Linked DNA regions of Homo sapiens: all the other regions are linked to region 2. A link is an interaction called in ENCODE POLR2A ChIA-PET data of the cell type or tissue named here. Cell type or tissue: MCF 10A. All regions are shown on one strand.

Region 1 (5,000 bases), 50 kb before region 2:
AGGTGTCCGGGTGGCCCGGCTGCCGGCCACCCCACACAGACCCAGGCTGCCCCGCCCCGACCTGGCCGCCAGCACGCCCGCTTCTCCCTGCTCCCTGGCAGGGGGGCCCTTTTCGGAAGCTCTCCTGAGGGCTCCTGTGGAATCTCTCCCTGCTCTTCCTTCCAGGGCAGGAGGATAGAGCTCGGTATAGGGCAGCCAGGCCTGGCTGGGGCCCGAAACCCTGACATTTAGTCGCACTGTTTTCCATTCCGGGCTCTCGGGAGTCTCTGGCCCATAGTGGCAGCTTGGCTTCAGCATTGCTTCCTGCCCTGAGGTCACAGCGAAATTGGGGGACCCCTCTTCTGGGGGTCTGGGGTATCCAGGTTCCCTAAAAGCCTCTACATTGCCCTCCCAGTGCTTGTCACCATCTCAGGGTTTCTGAGACTGCAGTGGGTCACACTTCTTCCCTTCTCTGGGTATCCCCTGCATTTGGGATCCTATGGTGGCATCTCTATCTTGTCTCAAAAACCAGCCCGGAAGCTTCTGGAGGTCAGTGTTCCTGTTGCATAGTAGTTAGAGGTGAGAATCTCTGGCATCACAGTGCCTGGACTGAACCCCAGAGTCACCACTTTTGAACTTTGTGACTTTGGACAAATTGCCCACCCCTCCATGCCTTTGTTTTCTCATCTCCAAAATGGGAATGCTAATAATAGCACCAAATGTGCAGGGTTGTGTGAAGGTTACATGGGACAGCGCAAGTGAAGCACTTGATAAATGTGAGCACTGTTCATATTCTATTTCAGCAGCCTCTCATCTGACCCTGCATTTCGGCCCAGACCTAGGCTATGAGAGATAGTAAGTACTCATGAGCTGACCTCTTAAACAACTGGCAGGATATATAGCAGAACAAGCAGTCTGTAGCTTCCTGGGTCCTATTCAATGCAATGAGCATTGATGGAGTGCTTGTTATGTGTAGACACTGTGCTTGGTGCTAGAGGCTCAAGGGTGTGCAAGATGGACAATCTCTGCCCTCCCACAGCTTTCATTCTAGTAGGGAAGCAAATGCTGGAGCAATCCCAGCCCAGTGAGCCAGGTGATGAGCTGGAAGCAAGCTCGGGGCCTGCAGGTCCAGAGGAGGCATGGAAAAGAGGTCACTCTGCGGCTTTGACCTTATGGATGAGCAGACATGAGTGAGTGTGAGTGTGTGTGTGTGTGTGTGTGCGTGTGTGTGTGTGTGTGAACAATGTGGAAAAGTATATAGCAATGCATATATGCTTGATGGAGCAAGATTCAGTGAAGGAATTGAAGAATGTTTAGTGCAGCTGAAGAAGAAAGTAGGGAGAAGCAGGAGGGGAAAAATGAGACTGGAGAAGTGGAAAGAGGCCAGATCTCAAGAGCTTTGTAGATTTGTTCTGAAAGCAGTGGGGAGCCACTGAAGAGTACAGAGCAGGAGGGTTTGGCAAGGGGAAGTTTGCCTTTTAGATTGTTCATTCGGTGTGGCGGATGGATGGAGGGGTCAGGCCTGGAGGCAGGGAGGCTTGCAATGAGACCGCTGCAGTGATCTGGATGAAAGGAGGCGAATGGCAGAATATGGACTAAAGTTCAAAGTCTCAAGGATGACATTCAAGGCCACTCCCAAACTGGCCCACTGGACTTTCCCAGTCTTCCCTCATACTAAAACTGAGTTATTGTGAGAATCAAAGGAGACCCATGGGCATGGACATGCCTTGTTAAACACAAAGCACCGTGTGAGTATAAGAAATTGTTATCTTTGGGATTGTTAGTGGTTGGTTTGCTGGACATACTCACATGAGCATCCTGCCAGGTCCAGGAGTAACACCGCCTCCTTGAGAGAGGAGGATTTATTTCAGTTTGCCTCCAGTGGTTCCTAATGGATACCCACAATTGGTGACACAAAACTGAATTTCAGGGCACCCATTCCAACCAAATTTCTCTGCTGCCTTGATGAACTGATTTCTAGACAGAAACAAACTCATAGCATCTTCCATGCTTGGGAGAAGGCACTTGGGCTAAACGTAAGCAAACCTGCCATAAATACAGAGACTTTTAGAGGACCAGGGAAATCAGCTGGGCCCTAGACAACAGTGTGAGCTGGCAGGAGTTTGGAAGAGCTCCAAATACAAGAACAGATTACTCATCTCAGATATTTTCCTGCCCCACATGCTCCCCTTTCTCACTGCTGAGTAAGCAATAGTGAAGAAAGAGTTAGTAAACGGATTGTAGTTTAATGCATTCTCGTGATGATAGGATTCAAGATCCTGACAGACTTGAATTTAAAAGTGAACCAAAACTATCTGAAACTGTAGGCTGGGTGTGGTGGCTCATGCATGTAATCCCAGCACTTTGGAAGGCCGAGGCGGGTGGATCACCAGAGGGCAGGAGTTCGAGACCAGCCTGACCAACATGGCAAAACCCCGTCTCTACTAAAAATACAAAAAAGTAGCCAGGCATATTGGTGTGCACCTGTAATCCCAGCTACTTGGGAGGCTGAGGCAGAAGAATTGCTTGAACCCAGGAGGCAGAGGTTGCAGTGAGCCAAGATTGTGCCATTGCACTCCAGCCTGGGCAACAAGAGTGAAACTCCATCTCAAAAAGTAAGAAAGAGAGAGAGAGAGAGAGAGGGAGGGAGGGAGGGAGGGAGGGAGGAAGGAAGGAAGGAACTGTAGCCATTTTCCAGCTCAAATTCTGACACGATTAAAAACAAAACAAAACAAAACAAAAAACAACAGCTTTGGGGTTTGGACATTGAGACAATCACACAGATGAACTCAATCTAATTAAAGCTGTGGCCCAGCCCCATCTCAACTTGATCAAGGAGAAATGTGAATGATCAGACATTTACTTTAACCATCAGTCATAAGAAAGGGTTTTCAGTGTGGGAAATAAACAAAGAAAAGTATCCTTTAGTCTTCACTGCTATTTATATATAGTGTTTGGAATACAATTTAAAAAGTACAAGCCATCTGAGGAATCTCGTGGTGGTGGGGGGAATAATGATTATAATCAAGAGAAAGCATAATCAACAGAAACAGACTCCCAAAGGAAATATAATTAGAATTGAAATTCTGTCATTGGAACTGGCAAATAAGAACTTTGGAACAACCATTTTAATATGTTTAAAATTTTAGAGGTAAAGAAAGATATAATCATTGAAGAGATTGATATTTCTGCAGAGAATTGTAAACTATAAAAAATGACAAAATGCAAATTCTGGAACTAAAATATATGAAGCAGAAAATTAATAGAATGAGGTCCTCTGGAAAGATGGTGAAGTAGAAAGCACCAGAAATCTGTCTACCCACCTAACACTAGCAGACTCCATCTGATGTAACTATTTTGAAACTCTGGAGTTTATTGAAGGCTTGCAAATTCCAGGGGAAATTTCACTCTCAGCACAGTAGTAGCTATTCATCCCCCACCCCCAAGCCCATGGCAAGCAGCCGTGCACATGTTTCTGGAGCAACCTGCACATAGCTTGAGTGAGCCAGGGTAGACCAAAAGGACCCTATCCTCTACATATCAGGCATCTGTTGTCTGATCCCTGATTTCTGCTTCTGATCACAAAGGTGCAGACAAAGAAAAAGGCAGCCATTGTTGTTGCACCTCCCCCAACTGTTGCAAGCCCCTGCTTCTTGGCTGAAATGACTTCCAGGGGATTTAAAGGGCTAGCACTCTTTTTTTTTTTTTCCATTTGTCTCTGTTTTTTTCTCTTTTTCGCCTTTTGGGGGCCAAACATTAAAGACTAGAAGATTCAAAAGCAATCACAGATACAGGGAAATCAGAAAATGACCACTCATGTCCCAGGAAAGATGAAGGCTCAGAAAAGACTTGAGAAGACCTTAAGTTTATACCCCAGGCTGATCCTTGGCATGGAGACAGCCTACAACAACCAAAAACAAAACAATAAGAAAACAACAAATCCTGAGGAAGGGAGAGAATCTAACTTCCAGTCACCATATTATTAGATTCAAATGTCCAGTTTTCAACAACAACAACAAAAAAACCACAAAGCATATAAAGAAACAGGAAAGCATAGCCCATTCAAAGGACAAAAATAAACAGAAACTGTCCCTGAAAAAAAACCTTATGGCATATCTGCTAGACAAAGACTTTAAAACAACTATTTTAAAGATGGTCAAAGAACTAAAGGAAGATATGGAGAAAGTCAAGGAAACAATTTATGAACATAATGAAAATATTAATAGATAGAAACCTAAAAAAAACCCAAAAAATATGAAGCTAAAAATACAATAACTGAAAAGAAAAATTCACTACAGAAGTCCGAATCAGAGGCAGATCTGGGCAGACAAAATAATGAGTGAACTTGAAGGTAAAACAATGGAAATTATCAAGTCTGAGGAACAAAAAGAAAAAAGATTGAAGAAAAGTGAATAGAGCTTAAGAGACCTGTGGGACACCATCAAGCAGATCAACATATGCATTGTGGAAGTCCCAGAAAGAGAAGAGAGAATGTTTGAATAAATCACGGCCAAAAACTTCCCAAATCTGATGAAAGACATGAATATAAACATCCAAGGAGTTCTTCAACAAACTTCAAGGAAGATGAGCTCAAGGAACTTACACTAAGATTAGGGTTAGGGTTATAACCTAACCATATAATCAAAACTTTACATTATAATATAAACTTTTGAAAAACAAAGAAAGAATCTTGAAAGCAGCAAGAGAGAAGTGACTCATCACATACAAGTGATCCTCAATGAGATTATCAACACATTTCTCATCAGCAACTTTGGAGGCCAGAAGGCAGTGGGCCAATATATTCAGTGCTACCAACAACAACAACAACCTGCCAACCAAGAGTCAAAACTGGCTCAGAACTAACACAAATGTCAGAACTATCAGACAAGGATATTAAACTAGTTATTGTAAGTATATTCCAGTTGTTCAACAGTTAAGTAAAGGCATTAAAGATCTAAAAAGGTCACAAGTCAAATCTAGAGAGATTAAATCTACAATGTCTGAGATGAAAAAAAAAAAAA
Region 2 (5,000 bases):
TGGATTCCCCATCTCCAGCAGCCCCTCCTGACCTGTGATCCCAGCTCCTGGCGCTCTCCCGCAGAGCAGCTATCACAAACCGCTCCGTGCATCTGGTCTTCACTCCTCTGCCATCCCAGGCACAGGGCTCCATGAGAGCAGGTTTCCCATCTGTCATGTCAATCATCAATCCCAAGCACCTTGCATAAGACTTTCCCAATGACATGTAGATGAACGAAAGGGCCCCCAGGCCCACTGGACATGTCTCTTGCATCTCCCATTGACAGCCCTTGGGGGTCATGATGTCCCCAACCCACCCCCTCGGAGAAGGGAAGGAAGGAGGCCAGCTTCCAGTGTATGCCTCCTCCCCGCAAAAGAGGAATTATTATCGCTGATATACAAATGTGGATTCTGAAAAGTTGAGGGGCTGGCCTGTTGTCACACAGCCAAAGTGTAGCCAGCTCTGCCTAACCCCATTGCCCTCCTTCTTCCACTCCCCACAGCTGGTCCTACCACTGTGCCATGTGAGCTGTAGGCTCGGGTGTGATGCTGTAAGGAACACTGATGACAGCTCCCATGCAAAGTCCTTGTGCCATGCTGGGTGCCCTCCATCCATCATCTCATTAAACTCACAACAGCATTACAAACGGGGATCATTAAATCTCATTGTATAGGTGAGAACACTGAGGCTCACAGGAATGAAATGGTCTCCCTGGGCACACAAAGGAAGTAGGGGAGTTCCTTAAGTGCTGAATGGAATGGACCCACTGCTAAAGTGAGATCCCATTAACATGTGTACCATGCTTTCTGATGCACCTTCAACATCCGCTATTGACCACACAGCTAGCATGCACCTGCGCTCAACAATTAGTCATTGCATAGATGAATGGATGGATGGATGGATGGATGGATGGATGGATGGATGGATGGATGAATGGTTGGATGGATAAATGAATGAATAGATCCAGAGCTGACATATGAATCTTGATCCATATCAAAAACCAAAGTCCCAACTGAGCACAGTGGCTCACATCTGTAATCCTAACACTTTGAGAGGCCAAAGCAGGAGGAATGCTTGAGGCCAGGAGTCCAAGGCCAGCCTGGGCAACATAGCGAGATCTTGTCTCTACAAAATAATCTTTTAAAAAATTAGCCAGGCATAGGGACTTGCAGCTATAGTCCCAGCTACTCCAGAGGCAGAGGCAGGAAGATCGCTTAAGCCCAGGAGTTTGAGAGTTTGAGGCTGCAGCGAGCTTCGATCCTGCCACTGCACACTATCTTGGGTGACGACAGAGCAAGAACTTATCTCAAAAAAATAAAAAGAACCAAGGTCCCAATTCTGGCTCTACTCACCATCCGAGGCCTAGACCAGGGTCTAAAACCCGTGGATGCCCAGACGCCAGCTTCAAGGAATACAGACTCCCCAGGAGCTGGCCCCACAATGAAACCATTGCAAGCAGCCCTCACAATTCTGTCTCCCATCCTCGTCACCCCATAGAGGGGCCGGGGTCAGAAATGATGATCATGGCTAATCCAGTGAGTTCTCCAGCCACCTTCTAAGTGGTCACCCAATTCTACCTCTCCTTGAGTCATCTGAATGAGAATGTTGGAGAGTAACCTGAGACCGCAGGGAAATGGAGGCACAGAGAGGGGAAGGGACTTGTCAAGGTCAGTCAGCCTTGGTTCCTGGGGTTGAGCTTGATCTGCATGGAAAGAGCCTCAAACACCATTTTGTGCTAGCTCCCTGGGATCCTTTGCCTTGAGTACATTTTTATAGCTCCTTCTTTGCAGACGGAGTGCTTGGGGCCCAGACACAGTCCTTGTGCCTGTGGAGGGGCAAGCTGATCAGCCTCGAGACAGCCTCCAGCTTCACCGGCAGCCCTGACAGCTTATCAGACCCAATCAAACACACATCCAAAATGGTTTTCTAGGCCAGGGAGGAGGGTGGAATATTCATCCGGTCAAGCAAAGTGTCACACTGGTTGTCCATACTCTCAGCCTGGTATTCAGAGCACACCTCTCTGCGTTTCAGTTCATCTCCTAGCTTTACACTGTTGGCCTTCCAGCAGGGCTATAGCCACTGCAAGACCTTTGCAAATGCTATCTGTCCTTTCTGCCTGGAGGCACGTTCCTGCTTTATCCCTTGTAGAATTCTCACTCCTCCTGTAATGCCACCTTGGAGGCCCCACCCTTGAACTTTCCTCCTACCTGGCTCCTCCCACTTCTCCATCCCAGCATTCTGTTCCATCATGGCCTTGTGATGGAGTTGTCTCCTGCCCTGGACTGTGAGTTACGTGCAGAAGAAACCTTGTCAAATAATCTTGTTACCCATCCCCTCACTGGTCAATCCCAGCACCTGGCACATTTAAGGGTCTGTCCCTGATGTCCTGACTCTCTGAAGGCTTGACCTCTCCTGCAATCACCGAGCTCTGTTCTGAGATGTGATTTGTTCTGAAATGTTCTTACTAACTTGGGTGAATCCTCTGTACTGCAGAGGAATGCAGCCCTTTAGCAGCTTTTTCAGATGACTCACTAGGGGCTGAGGATGATTAAGGGAGCATTAATGTTACTCTTTTCTCTCCAGTTCCTAAAACCTCCCTGGCCTGCTCACAGATGTATTCCCAGCACCCGACACCAGGCTGGCACAGGCCTTGTTTCTTGCAAGAGGAAGAAATGAATAAAGGCAGCTCTCAGCCCAGCAGCCCCTAAGCTGTCTACATCTGCAGCTTTCCCTATCTCCTAGGGTGACATAACACAAATGTCACAGGTTGCAAGCTGAAGAGGCCTGGGGTTGAATCTTAGTTCTGCCTCCTCCCACAGTGAGAAGGTGGGCAAGTTCCAGGAGTGACAGTGCAGAATGCTGGAGCTTGCTGGAGACTTAAAGGTGCGATGGCACAGAGGCACGGGGCATGACTGCAGCTTGGGAAAGGTCTGTCCCACCCTCCCCCCATTGCCCTCCCTCATACCTCCCCCACATCTCAAGGGCCTTTGTCTGTTCCCATCTGCCTCTGCCCTGGGCAGAGGCTGCCCTGCCTGCCTGCAAGCTCTGCCTGCTGTTGCGGGGCAGGTGGGTCTGGGAGGGCCAGGCCCGGCCATTTCCTCCCTTCCCTTCCCGCCCCGCCCGCCTGCCTGCAGCCAGCTGTGGGGCAGACATTCCTAGGCCTGCTCATTGATATTCAGGAATGGAACTTGAGCCGGCTCCGGGTGCCCAGAGCGGGCAGGCGCTCAGACCCTCTGCTTGGGTTCTTCTGCCCATATTGGGAGGACCTCAACAGCCTCACCAGCCAGAAAGAGCATCCCAGGCCACCGACTCCAGCAGTTGGATGGCAGGGGAAACTGAACCCTGAAGTGGGGACCCCTCAACAGCCCCAGGGCACGCAGGAGTCTGGGGGTGTGGGTGGCTGAGATCTCCCGACTCGCTGCACAGTGCTCATTCTCTGCCAGCCGCCTGAGTTGCAAAGTGTCCCCAGAGCTTCCTGCTCCTCCAGGTGCTTCCGAGTCCTTCCCAGCCCCACACTGCTCTCCGGAGGCCCTGCCCAAGGCCCCATGGAGGGAGGGAGCTGGATCCCAGGCTGGGCTGGCCGGCCTTCCCACACTGTCTCAGCGGGAAGACAGGAGGCTCCTCCCTCCCAGCCGCAGATTGCCAAGCCTCCACCTCACACCTCTGGGTTTTTGCAGATGGGCTTGTTTTTCCTTGGGGTGTGAAAGAGCTGGTTGGTCATCGAAGGGGCCTCCTCCCCTCCAGGCAGCTGCTCAGGCCAGCCACAAACTCCCATCTCCCCAGGAGATGGCCCCTGACCCAGGGGTCACAGGGTGGGGAGGAGGTGGTACCCTCCCAGGACCAGCTGGGACGGGCCTTAGGGGGCCCAGCCCCGAGGACTGAGGCTCCCACCCCAGGAGGTGGCAAAAAGCCCCCTCCATTGCTCCTTGGGAAGCAAGATAAGCACCTTCCCCCCACCCCGTAGGTCCTTCTCACACTTCTCAGCTTCAGCTGAATCCTGTTGGACTCAAGTGTCCACAGGAAGGACACAGGACAAGGCCTCACATCCCTGTAAGGGGGTCCATCCCCTCATACACAGTTCTACAAGCTCCTATCCTCATGCTTTCTGCACAGTCTCTCCCCTGGCCCAGCTTCCAGCCTTCCCTCCTTCCAGAACCTTCTCCCAGGACCCTGAAGAACCCCAGCCCCACAAACAGCACACTGCCTCGCACACAGCTTCCTCCTCTTCCCAGCTCCTCCCTTCCATGGCCTTGGGGAGCCCCCTCTGCCTTGGGGACATCATTTCCTCCCCTCCCTCCCAAGAGAAGGCTGGCTTTCCTCTCTCACCTCAGGACAGGAGACAGAGGCGGTGTCCCCTTGCTTCCATGGCCACTTTCTGGCCTATGCTGCCCACACCTTCCCAAAAACACCTGCTCTCTCAGGACACAGGCTGTTTGCAACATCTCACCCCCCTCACTTGTCCACAGCCTCTTGGGCACTCTTCACTCCCTGAGGAGCCCCCCAACTGCATCTCTTGCCATTGCCCTGGGTCGCTTTGACACCCTCACAGACATCCCTCTCAATGTCCTGGCCCCTCTGTCTTGGACTTCCTCGTCACCAGTGCCCCTCCTCCACCCCGAATCAGCCATCAGGACTAGTCATCACAGAAACTGCACCACTTCCACCATCAAGGACCCAATCAGTACCTTCTTCACCGGCAGCCCTCTCTCTGTCTCTGGGGCTCGGGAGCTCCTGTACTGCCCGCTCCGTCCCCAGACTGTTCTCAAACACATCTCTCTCTGCCTCTGAGAGTTTCCACCCCATGGCTGCAGCCCAGATTCCACGGCCAGCACGGTCATCCCTGTCTGCCCTCTCTGCCTCCGCCACCCCCACCTGCCTGAGCTGCAAGCCTGGGTGACCCTCCAACCCACACCCCTGCTCCTGTGCCTGAACAGCTGAGCTGGGCCAGAGACACTCACCCTGAGGGGCAGCTGGCCTCTGTGCTCCCAGTCCCTGGCCCGCACTGGGTGATCCGCATCGC
Region 3 (5,000 bases), 230 kb before region 2:
TCAATTTGGCTTCTTGTGGACCAGAGCCTGGGGGAGGGTTTCTAGTCAGGTTGTTAATGGCTGGGGGAGGAATGAGGAGCTAGAGAAGATGTCACTGCCCCTTCCCTGAGCATCACATGAGAGAAGGCCTTGGCCTTAGAGGACTGGACTGGAGGCAGCTGGCCCTTTAAGAAGAACTGTTCTCAGCAGGACTTCCGTGTCTTTTGGGAAAGGGTAGGTTTCATGAGCAAGGGTGACCTTCTATGAATGCTGGGCTCCTTTGGTGAAGTTGCTCTTCTTGGGAGTTGGGCCTTGGAAAAAGGGATCTGCATGGTGGCCACGAGCCAGAACTTTGGCTGGAGGAGAGTGATGGCTTTACACTTGAGCTTGCTCTCCGCTTCCTCCTCCTCTCTCCACTGCTGTCCTTCTACCACTCTTACCTCCTCCTTTTTCTCAGCAGCATTTGACTCTTTCTGGAGCATTTGGCCCCCCTCCAGGCCTTCTGAGGTCTGTCAAGAACTGAGTCTGCCCTTGCAGACAGAAGACGTTGAAATGCAAAGGCAAGCTGTCCAAACGGCAATTCGGGAGGCAGAATTCAGCACTAAATATATACTCTAAGGAGCCCAGTGACCATCTCATCGCTCTGAGCCAAGGCAAGCATACGCTTTCTGTACCGTTGCACGATTTGTTCCCTTTGCCTTCAATGCCCCTTGTAGTAGATGCTTGACATTGTCTTTGGCCCCCAGCAGCTGAATGCCCTTCCTGTGAGTCTTGGTGAGTGCAGAGTCTATTCCCTGGAATAAGAGCTCAGAATTCCAACTCCTACTTTCTCATCCTGTCTTGCAGCTAGGGTGTGGCATGTCACCCGGACTCTACTAATCAGATGTACTTGGCATGGCCTTGACATCAGGAACTGTTGAAGCAGAATAGTAGGGACCCGGGGAACCCCCTGTGGTGATGGAAGCTGTGGTGTCCTGTGCTGGGGGTGAGGTGGCAGTGATATCCTCATTGGATCAGTTCTGTGACATGCTTTAGGGCAATGCTCTCAGCTTTGTTGCCTAGAACGTGGTTATCCATCCCTCCCAGCAGTTTTGAGAGCTCCTGCCATCCTTTTAATGAATTATTTTCCTGTTTAAAAAAGCCAGATTCAGCACCTATACTTGCAACTATGAACTCTGACTAGTATGCCCTTCTCTGTAGAAAATGTTTATGTTCCCTGCAGATTCATATGTTGAAATCTTAATGCCCAGTGTGATGGTATTTGGAGGTGAGGTCTCTGGGAGATGATTAGGGCATGAGGGCATGGCCCTCATGAATGAGGTTAGTGCCCTGTAAAAAAGGCCCCAGAGAGCTTCCTTGTCCCTTCTACCATGAGAAGACACAGTGAGATGTCTATTTATGAACCAGGAAGGGGGTCCTCACCAGACACCGAATCTGCCAGCACCTTGACCTTGGAATTCCCAGCCTCTAGAACTATGAGAATTGATTTCTGGTGTTTATAAGCCACCCAGTCTGTGATATTCTGTTATAGCAGTCCCAGTTGACTAAGGCACTCTCTCTCTTTCTTCCAATGTTTGGCAAACTCCGACTCATCTTTACACAATCTACTCAAATAGCACCTCTTTCAGGAAGCCCTCTTGGATTCCTCAGGCAGTGAGTAGCTGCCAGGTGGAGCTATTATGAGGGCCGTAGGAGGTCAGGAGATAGTTCAGATGCACTCACTGAAAACATGTAGATAATTTGTCAGTCTACAGGGCAGTACAGAGGGGAGGAGGAATTGGAAGGGGAGGTAGTAAAACAAAGTGGTGACAAGCTTGAGCTCTGGAGTTCAAATGCTGGCTCAGACACATGCTGGCTGTGTGGTTTTAGGCAATTTACTTAAAATCTCTGTGCCTTAGTTTCCTCCTCTGCAAAACGGGAGCTACTACAGGACCTATTTCATAGGATTGTTGTGAGGATTAAAAATAACATGAGACGTCCTTTAGAAGAGTTCGTGGTGCTTGGCAAATACTCAATAAATATGAGTTGTAGTTTTGGCAGGTAGCAGGGTGCAGCATCAAGTCAGGACATGTAAGTTCCACCCTAGCCTGGCCATCAACTCCCTGGGGTCTTGGCAAAGCTGTTAGAGATAAAGAGAATCCTATTTCAAAGCAGCTTAAGCAAAGGAAATGGAAGTCTTTCATGGGACCTGAAAGTGGAAAGTAAATAGATGGAAAGTCGTGAAGGCCCGGAACCAGGAAATGGAAGGTCAAGGTCACCAGGCAACTATGTACTCCATCTTGCTCTTCTTTTCTGAAGCCAATCAGTTTATCTTCTGTGCTGCTTCTTACATGTGCACACATGAGCTTTCCATGTCTTTCTGTGTACATAGCTCCCAAAGTTATGTGCAGAAACCATCTAATGGTCTCTGAATCTCAATCCTCAATTCCCAGCAGAGAGTCTCAGATGAACTCAGCTTGGATGAGGAGTCCATTCCTGGTCCAGTCAGCTGTGGCCGGGAGGTGGGGTCAATGTGGTACAAACCTGAGCTGGGCAGACTGGCCCTCTCTCTGTCTCAGCTCAGACATACATAGAAAGGTTTCATGAACATATTAGTTGGAATGGTTTCAGCTGCAAGTAAAAGAATACTCAACTAAAAGTAGTTTAATTATCAAATACCTTTATTCTCTTCAATAACAAGAAGTCTGGAGTAGGTGTGTTGGGATTGGTTTATGGCTCAACCTTGTCATCAAGAAGCCAGCATCTTTTTGTTCTTCAGCTCTGCCGTCCATAGCCTGTTGCTTTTTGTTTTTAGACTTGTCATGTCATGGCTGCAAAATAGTTGTGGTGGCTCTAGACATCACGCCTTCACTGGACAGTATCCAAACCAGGAAGTACAAGGCCTTTCCTCCTGCATCGATTTCTTTAATTGAGGAGTCTGTAAGGTTAGAGATTTCTTCTTATATTTCCATTGGTCAGTGCTGCATATGCAAAGGAACCTGAGAAAATATCTGCCATTTCCAACTTCTACTATTGGAGAGAAAATTCACCAGGAAGGAAGAAAGTGTAGGAGAATAGCTGTTGAATAGGCAACTAACCATGTCTGCCATAGTCAGAGTCATTCTAGTCTAGTCAACTGCCAAAGTAGGGTCATTCTAGAAAATGCCATTCATTGCTTAAAATAAAAGCATTAAAAGTAATACTCAGTGTTGTTTTTGCTGTTAGAAATTTAGAAATCATTCATGTACAAATACATCATATCCAAAAGGCTGTGTTTAAGTCTATTTCTTTCTAAGTCTCTGCAGTATACATGTCTGTATAAAGTTGAGTTTCTCAAAAGGACCGGTGATGTGCTGGCATTGATTCTGGCTCTACTTGGTGCTTTTCAGCGATTCAGAAATGTATCCAAAGATGTTTTTACTTTGACTTTCTTCTTTTCATGGTAAGAAGACACTTCTTTAAACAGCTCATGGGCCAACACTAATGACTAACGTGATGGCCAAGACTAAAATGGATGCGCATGACTGCTGCTCACCATCTGTGGGGAAGCAGGCGGAGCTGGCCTACTTTTCCTTTAGTGCATGGCTTTGTTCTTATCTGTGAATGTTTGTAAGTAGAGGAGTTTCAGTGCAGATGTGAAATTGTTTTTGAAATATTGGTGGCTCTTATAACTTGTGTTCTTTTTTTTTAAGAAGCTTTTCTTTGGTTTGATGCTCACTGAGGGTAGAAAGAAAGCCCAAAGGAAAAGATGCAAGGGTCCTATAATGCAATGACTTCCTCCGCCAATGCATGGGTGCAAAGTCACAAAGTCACAGATGGCTCGTTTGGAGACCCTGAGTTCTTCATTCTAGACTGTAGAAGTCATCAACATGCCTCGTGGCAGAAGGCTCTGGTAAAGGGAGCCCAGGCTTTGAAGCTAACTGTCTTGGGTTTCATGGCCATCTCTCCCACTTCTTTGGCTAAAAGACCAGCAATGGGCAAGCTCGTCCTCAGTTTCCTCAACTTGAGCAATGTCAAATCCTATTTCTTAGGGTCTTGGGGTGGATTGTGGAAGTTGGCGGGGTGACTACTTAAGGTCCTTTCCAACCCTGAGCTTCTGATTCTGAAGATTGGAGTCTACCTCCAACATCATGATTGTCTCCTCTTCTACCTCCTCTATCTTCTTTTCCATTATCATCATGATCATCATCATCATCATCATCATCATCATTATCAACATCATCATCATCAACATCATCATCATCATTATAATCATCATCATCACCATCCCTGAGTGTAATGTTGTCCTAGGCACTGCCCCAAGTCCTCTACCTATTTAAATTAATTGAATCTCTGTGGCGAACATGCAAGGTAGGTACTATTACTGACATCTCACAGATTAGGAGGCTAAGGCTCAGAGAAGTGAGAGGATTTGCCCAAGGTCAGCCCAGTTGGTAGGTGGCAGAGTAGAGATCAGAACTTCCAGGCTAGGATTTGTTTTATTTAGAAGCCATTCTGTCCCCTTGTTTCCAGTGCTTCTCAAGGAGCCCATGTTCCTCAAATAAACATGCCCTAGAATAAAGCTGTAGCCCCAAGGACCAGGCCTAGGAAAAGCTTTCGTGCAGACTCAGTGGTTACCAGCCTCCTCTTATAATCAGATAACCCTCCTGGAGAAGGAGCTTACGGGTCTTCTCCCCAAGTGGCCTATGCCTCAAGTGGATTTTACTCCCATAGGGGAACATTTGGGGTTTTTGCCTGCTCATTATCCATCCTCTCTTCTTTTGGTGACAGCACCCCAATTTTTCCTTTGGGGAAATCACCTCAACTCCACTCTTAAAGTGTTTGAGGAGACTACCTCCTCTCTTCTCTCCCCACTTCCCACCCACATGTTAGGGGTGGTCACATAATCTAGCTTTGATGAATCAGAGTGTTCTCATCAGACCAAAGTTCAAGTTGTCTAATGTTCTGCAATCCTAGGACTTTTGTGAATCTGTTGGGGAAGACAGCTTCTTTTCTGCTGGTGGGCTACTGGGTCCACTAAATGTGAAAGGCTTTCTGAGAAG

What was found. Peaks named below come from ENCODE experiments on the same cell type or tissue, not always from the same donor. Only the 100,000 strongest peaks of a DNase experiment are listed, where the experiment ranks them.
Region 1: POLR2A ChIA-PET joins it to region 2 with 7 read pairs; 4 of 35 experiments call an interaction of 5 or more read pairs at or near these places.
Region 3: POLR2A ChIA-PET joins it to region 2 with 6 read pairs; 2 of 35 experiments call an interaction of 5 or more read pairs at or near these places.

Annotation. Positions count from the first base shown.
Region 1 is chr5:171,569,002-171,574,001 of GRCh38, reverse strand. The region is part of intron 2 of LOC105377722 (a long non-coding RNA gene); the gene reads left to right. Among named protein-coding and RNA genes, the nearest start is that of FGF18, 150 kb to the right of the region's middle. In MCF 10A, no CTCF peak of the experiment used is centred here; a DNase peak (open chromatin) is centred at 2,111.
Region 2 is chr5:171,519,069-171,524,068 of GRCh38, reverse strand. No RefSeq gene overlaps it. Among named protein-coding and RNA genes, the nearest start is that of FGF18, 100 kb to the right of the region's middle. RefSeq lists enhancers at 1,187-1,718, 3,321-3,853, 3,854-4,387, 4,388-4,920 and a silencer at 3,470-3,764. In MCF 10A, a CTCF peak has its summit at 2,662; DNase peaks (open chromatin) are centred at 2,558 and 3,608.
Region 3 is chr5:171,744,297-171,749,296 of GRCh38, reverse strand. No RefSeq gene overlaps it. Among named protein-coding and RNA genes, the nearest start is that of SMIM23, 39 kb to the left of the region's middle. In MCF 10A, no CTCF peak of the experiment used is centred here; a DNase peak (open chromatin) is centred at 2,046.